Regions from separate parts of the Homo sapiens genome. Here region 2 is linked to region 1. Evidence: chromatin loops called from intact Hi-C (ENCODE). Cell type or tissue: gastrocnemius medialis. All regions are shown on one strand.

What was found. Hi-C counts contacts between places; a loop is a spot of excess contacts. Peaks named below come from ENCODE experiments on the same cell type or tissue, not always from the same donor. Only the 100,000 strongest peaks of a DNase experiment are listed, where the experiment ranks them.
Region 2: a loop joins it to region 1, with 4 times the contacts of the local background. A loop is called at or near these places in 1 of 110 quality-filtered maps.

The regions. Positions count from the first base shown.
Region 1 is chr22:36,284,613-36,288,612 of GRCh38, forward strand. It overlaps MYH9 (myosin heavy chain 9), which reads right to left. Exons shown (of 41, transcript NM_002473.6): 34 at 3,640-3,801; 35 at 2,106-2,234; 36 at 1,253-1,341; 37 at 1,046-1,169; 38 at 509-717. It overlaps MIR6819 (microRNA 6819), which reads right to left and starts at 2,295; the gene lies at 2,235-2,295. RefSeq lists an enhancer at 1,784-2,296. In gastrocnemius medialis, a CTCF peak has its summit at 2,063 (motif pointing left); a DNase peak (open chromatin) is centred at 2,039; H3K27ac peaks cover 996 bases.
Region 2 is chr22:35,928,893-35,932,892 of GRCh38, forward strand. All of the region lies in intron 2 of RBFOX2 (RNA binding fox-1 homolog 2), which reads right to left. Among named protein-coding and RNA genes, the nearest start is that of RBFOX2, 98 kb to the right of the region's middle. In gastrocnemius medialis, a CTCF peak has its summit at 2,237 (motif pointing right); no DNase peak of the experiment used is centred here.

The sequences.
Region 1 (4,000 bases):
CTAGGGATCACGTAGGGAGGCCTTTGCTAGACACCTATGTGTACCCGGCTTCTTACGACGGGCACTGCAAATAGCCCCATTTACAGATGAGGAAATGGGCTCAGGTAAGGGAAGCGACACACCTCAAAGAGCATCTATGTAACTGGAAAAGAGGTCTGGGGGCCTACTGTAAACCCCATTCCCTCCAAGGAAGTCTCAGTCCTGCTGAGCCCATAGGACAACTGTCCTAGTGGGCAGGACCCCCCTGTACCTCCTGCTCTGATTCACTCTCAGACACAGCCACCAAAACTCCTGGCTTTAGAGGTGGAACAGAGAATCCTGTTCAAACCCCACAAGCTCCCCCAACCACCCAACCTGTGGAAGGGATGAGGGCCCCATCAGGAGGGAGGGAAACAGCCCCAGGCTCAGGAGACAGAGAGCTGGTTGTGGCCCAGATTTGGGCAGGACTGCAGGGGGGCCAGAGTTTTTTCCAGGACAGCTGGGGTTGGGCGGGGCCAGGGGCACGTACTTGGTCTCGTTGTCCAGCTGCTCCTCCAGCTGTGCAATCTTGGCCTCGAGGGCGGTGATGGAGGCCTTGTACTTGGACTTGACAGTGCCCTCCATCTCCTGCAGCTTGACCTTAAGCTCCTTGTTCTGGCGTTCCAGCTGCTGCCGAGCATTCTCGTTCTTCTGGGCGTGGCTGCGCTCCAGGTTCAGGTCGGTGTTGATCTGGTCGATCTGCAGAAGAAGGGCCAGTGACCTTGGGGAGGGCTGGGGCCCTGGCTGGAGGGCATGAGCAGGGCCAGAGGAAGGTGGCAGCAGGATCCCACCAAACCCTTGGGGTCCAGAGTCTTGGGTCTCCCAGAAAAGGGAAGATTAGAAACTTCTGAACACCCAACACAGAAGCCAGAGGGGGACCTTTCAGGTCCAGGTGCCTGGACATTTTCCCCTAAGCGCCTGGGGAGCAGCTGGCACTTGGCCTGTGCTTCTGCCGGCTGGGTCCAAGGCCAGCTCTGCCGTGGTGGCTCCAGCCAGAGCCCAGAGTGGGAGAAGTCCTGGCACCCACCTGCAGGTTGGCCTTCTTCAGCCGGTCGTTGATCAGCTCCGTGTTGCCCTGCTCCTCCTCCAGCTCCTCCTCCAGCTGGGCGATGCGGGCCTCCAGACGCCGCTTCTCCTCTAACGCCAGGGCTCTGCGGGGTGGGCGGGAGAAGTGAGGGGCCTACCCTGGGGACACACCTGGTCCCCCCCAACTCTGCCCCCTCACTCAGCTCACCCTTTGCCGCTGCTGTTGGCGATCTCGTCAGCCAGCTCATCCCGCTCCTGCTGGGCCTGGCGCTTGGCACGCTCCGCGGCTGCCAGTTCCTGCCACAAAGACCCAGAGTGTGACCTAAAGGCAGCCACAGCCCCACAAGACCATCCTTCCCAGCCCCAGGCACCCTCCCCTCAAGCCCTTCCCCAGGCCCACCTCCCCACGAAGCCCTTCCTCCAGAAACCCTCTAGCTCACAGGGCTGGTGCCCCCCTGAAGATATAGCTTAAACACCATATGTTTATAAAACTCTTACATTTAAGTGCTAGGAATCAAGCCAGGTGCCAGGGTATGGCGATAAGTAAGAAGTGTCCTGGCCTAACCAGGGAGACCACGTGGACAGAGTCACTCAGGGCGGCCCCTCCCTGTTCTGGGTAAGCCAGAGCTTGGAGTCAGCTCTGGAGGCCACAGGCAGATGGCTACACCCTGGACGCACTCGCAGCCGGCACATCACGCTGCAGGGCACCCTCCAGACCTGGGAAACACTTCAGGACGGGCTCAGGTGCGACGGGCAGGGCGGCCGAGGGGACGCTCAGACCCCTTCTCACCAGGCAGCATTCACAGCAGGAGGTGGTGGTGGCCACAAAGCCTCATCTCATGTGAGGGATGCCAGTTTCACACACACACACACTCTGATCATACGAGGGAGCCCCGCTATGAAACGGAACCCTGGAGGGAATCCTTATGTAACCTGAGAGCCATCCCCAGCCAATTCCTGGAGCCCAGTAGGACTCCAGCCCTGTCCTCAGCTGAAAGCCCCACGCTGCCACCTGCTGGCCGCAGGGCAGCGGTGCCGCTCTCCATTGCAGCCCCACCCACCTCCTGCAACTGGATCATCTCGGCCTCCATGCTCTTCAGCTTCTTCTCGTTCTCTTTGGCCTGGGCCAGGATCTCCTCACGAGAGGCGCGGGTGTCATCCAGCTCGCGCATGCAGTCCTTCATCTGGGCCTGGGGTGGGGACAGAGGCTTGGCACCCCACCCAGCTCCTTGGCCCTCCACCCCAACCCTCATGGGTCACCTCGCCAACAGGGCTCATGGCTGGTGCTCCACTCAATGCTGTATTTAACCAACTAACCGTGGTGACAGGGCAAAAAGGCAACTAAAGACAATCATCTGTGTATCCCACCCCGTAATGCACACTTTGACAGTGTTCGTCACCGTGGACGTGAGCCCAAGCTGAGCTTCATTTTCTACTTTCTGTCCCCTCCTGTGGGCCGGAAGCCAGTGCCCATGGTGCCACCCCTAATGCGCACCTGCCACTCAAAACCAGTGCCCAGCCTGCCGGTCCATCCCCACCACAGGCAGGAAACACCTTTCCTTTTGTTATTCTCCTGTTACTTCTTTTAACACTAAAGACCTTTGTCAAATAGCCTTTTTTTCCTTTTGCAGATAAATCCGAAATTGAGATTCCCCAAATCAAAGAGAGTGACTGGCTGTGTGCAGCCCGACCACACCAGTAAAAAAATGCCACCAGCAATCAGAGCATCTATGCCCACAACCTTGACCACAATGAAGTTTTAAAGTTTTTGTGGGTTTTTTTTTTACACTTAACATTTTTTTTTTGGCCGGGCGCAGTGGCTCATGCTTGTAATCCCAGCACTTTGGGAGGCCGAGGCGGGTGGATCACAAGGTCAGGAGATTGAGACCATCCTGGCTAACATGGTGAAACCCCGTCTCTACTAAAAATACAAAAATTAGCCGGGCGTGGCGGCGTGCGCCTGTAGTCCCAGCTGCTGGGGAGGCTGAGGCAGGAGAATGGCGTGAACCCGGGAGGCGGAGCTTGCAGCAAGCCGAGATCATGCCACTGCACTCCAGCCTGAGCGACAGAGCGAGACTCCGTCTCAAACAAACAAACAAAAAAAAATTTGTTAAACTAAGGTTATTCTTGTTACATGATATGGCGTATCAGAGCTGTTTTTACGTGTTAATTATTCTTTAATTATTAGTGAGGTGAAGATTTCCAAGTATGTGTCCCACACTCCGGGCTGCTTCTTGGAACCATCGCCCCAGAGCCCAGAAGGCTGAAGGGTGTCAGGACCCGGGTGATTCTGGAAGTCTGCATTAAGTGAGACCTTCTTGAACTCCACCCATGTCTAGGCTTGTACTTGTTTGCTTCTGTGTTTTATGTACCCAGTCATACACCGTTTTGCAAGTTTGCTGTTGGACTATCATGTTTCCACTCACCTCTGAGCCTCTGAGTCTCTGTCAGTGAGATGGGGCTGGAAGCACCCAGGACCTTCCCAGGAGGTGCCACCCTGCCAGGTTCCCGCCCTGGGCCGAGCCCTGGCACCTTCATATGTAGTTGGCTCAGTCGGGTGCCGCCCACCCTCACCTGGGCCCCGCCCACCCTTACCTGCAGCTTCCGCAGCTGTTTGATGGCTTCGTCCCGGTTCTTGTTGGCCGAGTCGATGTGCGCCTCCAGGTCCTTCAGGTCCATCTCCAGCTTCTTCCGGGCGGCCACTGCCATCGAGCGCTGCTTCCTCTCGTCCTCCAGCTCTGCCTCCATCTCCCGCACCTGGGGGAAGGAACATCAACAACTTGGGAAGCTGGACCCACTGGGAGACCCTGCCCTAGCTCTGAACTCAGGAGCCTCAGGCCAGTTCTGCAGGATCCATGGGGCCTCGGGAAACCAGTGGGGATTACTGACCATAAGAACTCTAAGAAAGTGAGTCACTGAACCCCGAGACAGGAGGCTAGAAAGAAGGAATATGGGA
Region 2 (4,000 bases), 360 kb before region 1:
CATACACTCATTATAACAAAAAGTTAGATAAAACCAAGCCACTTTGGAAAACAGTCTGTGGTTTCTTTAAAAGTTATGCATGAGGCCACGTTGTCTCAAGCTGGTAATACCAGCTACTCAGGGAGGCTGAGACAGGAGGATCACTTGAGGCAGGAGTTCAAAGCTAAATTGAACTATGATTGCACCACCACACTCCAGCATTGGCGACCTCATTTCTCTTTTATTATGATTATTATTATTTTATTTTATTTATTTTATTTTTGTATTTCTAGTAGAGATGGGGTTTAACTGGGTTAACCAGGCTGGTCTCAAACTCCTGACCTCAAGTGATCCACCCACCTCAGCCTCCCAAAGTGCTGGGATTACAGGCATGAGCCACCACACTGGCTTATTTCTCTTAAAAAGAAGAAATTATACATGAGTTTACCATTGCCTCAGTAATTCCACTCCTAGAAATCTACCCAAGAGAAATTAAAGTATGTCAACACACAGATTTGCAGGTAATTCTTCATATCAGCACTATTCATAATAGCCAAGTTGGAAACAATACAAATATCTACCAACTGGTAAACAAATAAACAAAAGGTGATACATCACTATAATGAAATATTATTTAGCAAAAAAAAATAAAAAATGACACAGTGATACATACTACAACCTGGATGAACCTCAAAAACATTATACTAATTGTAAGAAATCTCATGCCAAAGACTACATATATCATATAATTCCATTTATATAAAATGTCCAAAAGCGACCATTTTTTTTGTTTTTTTTGAGACATGGTCTCGCTGTGTTGCCCACGCTGGTCTTGAACTCCTGGGCTCAAAGGATCCTCCTGCCTCGGCCTCCCAAAGTACTGGTATACAGGCATGAGCTACCGTGTCCAGCACAAAAGAGGCAATTTTATAAAGTCAGAAAGCAGAGCAGTGGTTGGCTGGGGGAGAGAGGGAGGACTGGAGAGGGAGCAGGGAATGACTGCAAAAGAATTTGAAAGAATTTGGGGAATGAGGGAAATGTACTAAAGCTGGACTGTGACACAACTCTATACGTTTACTAAATATCACTGAACAAGTCACTTACATTGAGTAAATTTTAGGTATAGAAATGACATCTTAATAGAACTTTTTTTTTTTTTTTTTTTTTTGAGACGGAGTCTCACTCTGTCGCCCAGGCTCGAGTGCAGTGGCATAATCTCAGCTCACTGCAACCTCCGCCTCCTGGGTTCAAGCGATTCTCGTGCCTCAGCTCCCAAGTAGCTGGGATTACAGGCACCCGCCACCATGCCCCACTAATTTTTGTATTTTTAGTAGAGATAGGGTTTCCCCATGTTGGCCAGGCTGGTTTCGAGCTCCAGACCTCAGGTGATTCCCCCGCCGCAGTCTCCCAAAGTGCTGGGATTACAGGCGTGAGCCACTGCGCTGGCCATAGAGCTTTTTAAAAAGCAACAGCCAAATACATATTTATATTTATTTTCTCTACATAGTAACTCCAAGGGAAACAAATATGTAAGACAGGCAAAGTAATAATATTTTGTTTGGATATAAAATAAATAGTCATAATAATTATTATATATTCACAAATCAATAAATATTGATTTGACCCAAAAAATGGCTTTATTAGAAGGAAAGAGGTCTATAAAACTGCTAATTTCTGGGCAGGCGCAGTGGCTCATACCTGTAATCCCAGCACTTTGGGAGGCTGAAGCAGGCGGATCACTTGAGGTCAGGAGTTCGAGATCAGCCTGGCCAACACAGAGGAACCCCATCTCTACTAAAAATATAAAAAGTAGTCGGGTTTGGTGGTGTGCGCCTGTAATGCCAGCTACAGGGGAGGATGAGGCACAAGAATCACTTGTACCCAGGAGGCGGAGGTTGCAGTAAGCCAAGATGACACACCTGCACTCCTGCCTGGGCAACACAACAAGACCTTGTCTCAAAAAATAAAAATAAAATAAAATAAAATTGCTAATTTCTCATCTTCAACAGTAGGAAGCCAAAGAATAGTGCCAAAATTTGGACAAATCATGAAACAGCAGAATAAGCATATTACTTAGCATGGCAGTGAGCAGCAGAAGAAATAAAACAGTCTTTCCTGGAGTGAAAAGATTTTTAACTGTTTGAAGAATGAAATGATCTAAAATGTAATAGTAAAGCTGATTACATGGATTGAGAAAAGTGCTACAAGAACACTAGACACTACAGCATATACCAGACCTTCATCCACTAGAGGGTGTAAGGACAACACCACAGAAGGACCTAAACTATTGATGGGTGACCTGAGGTCAGATGTTGGACAGAAGCAACAGTTTGAAAAAGCTTTGCACAAAGGCTGAAAGTGGGGTTCTAGACAACCTAACAGGGGGGAAAAAAAGCAATTTCACACTTCCTGTAATTTAAGAGCAAAGCAAAAGCATGTTTAGTTAAAAAAAAAAAAAAAAAGAGGATCAGAAAGAAAATTATTATAGATTGCGAGATACAGAAGGGGTAACGTTTTACTTCTGAACCATTTTAATTCAGTCTCCAGCTGGGGGGCCTTAGAGCTTGGGTGGAGAGATGGAAAGTAGGGGAGTGACTGCTAAAAGGTATGGGGTTTCTTGTGTCCCGGCATGGAAGCTTACGGCTGTAATCCCAGCACTTTGGGAGGTTGAGGCGGGTGGAACGCATGAACTCAGGAGTTCAAGACCAACCTGGGCAACATGGTGAAACCCCATCTCTACCAAAAATACAAAAACTAGCTGGGCATGGAGGTGCACACCTGCGGTCCCAGCTACTCAGGAGGCTGAGGTAGGAGGACCACTTGAGCCTGGGAGGTGGAGGTTGCAATGAGCAGAGATCATGCCACTGCACTCCAGCCTAGGTGACAAAGTGAGACTCCATCTCAAAAAAATAAAGGCATGAGGTTTCTTTAAGGTTGCATTTTTAAGGAATGTAAGTATTAGAACAATGTTTTTCAAACAGGTTGCAATCCATTAGTGGGTCCAGGAAAAATCCAGCAGAAATCAATTTTGGTCAATCGTTAGTCACAATCGACAATTTTTTGAAGGGGACAGAAAATATCACAGTACTTAGAACATGGTTAAGATAGGCAGCATTTGGTAAGACTAATTCTAAGTTATAGTCAACATATATGTATGTGTGTATACTGGGTCATGACATAAAAGCAACTGCCTCCTTGGGGTCAGTCTTTTTTTAAGCTCAAAAGCACTAAGCTAGAACCTGAACACACTTACCATGTCCTCCATTCCACCAACTATCCCCGAGGGAAGAAAAGTAGTCATCATTTCTTCAATCAAGCCAAATGAGCACTACAGAAGATATATTTGCTGTTGTCCACAGCTCCCAATAAAAAAAAAGCCTTGAAAGTTCATTGCAAAAATTTGACTAAAATAAAGTTCATTTTCTACCCATGAAAAAACTGGTTAGAAAAAAGAAAAAAAAAATCTTGAGGAAAGAAAATACTTGTTAAGAAAAGAAACCCTTAGGTCATTTTAAATTTACCCTCTTATTAAAAGTAAGGCTGCCACTCTGAATTTAAATCTATAATTGTCTATGTTATATTTGTCAACTTAAGCATCTCCTTTGATGTTCCCACTTGTTTCTGCTAATCAATGGGACATTGTGTCTTTCAACAGAATTTTAGAAAATTGAAGAAAAAAATATAGTTTTGAGAAGTCATTGACAAGCATTTTAAACATCAAAGAATGGGCCCCGCGTGGTGGTTCACATCTGTAATTCCAGCACTTTGGGAGGCTGAGGTGAGCAGATCACCTGAGGTCAGAAGTTTGAGATCAGCCTGGCCAACATGGCAAAACACTGTCTCTACTAAAAATACAAAAATTAGCCAGGCTTAGTGTCGCATGTCTGTAATCCCAGCTACTCAGGAGGCTGAGGCAGAAGAATCACTTGAACCCGGGAGGCAAATGTTGCAGTGAGCCAAGATTGCGCCACTTCATTCCAGCCTGGGCAACAGAGTCTCAAAAAAATTGACAACATGACAT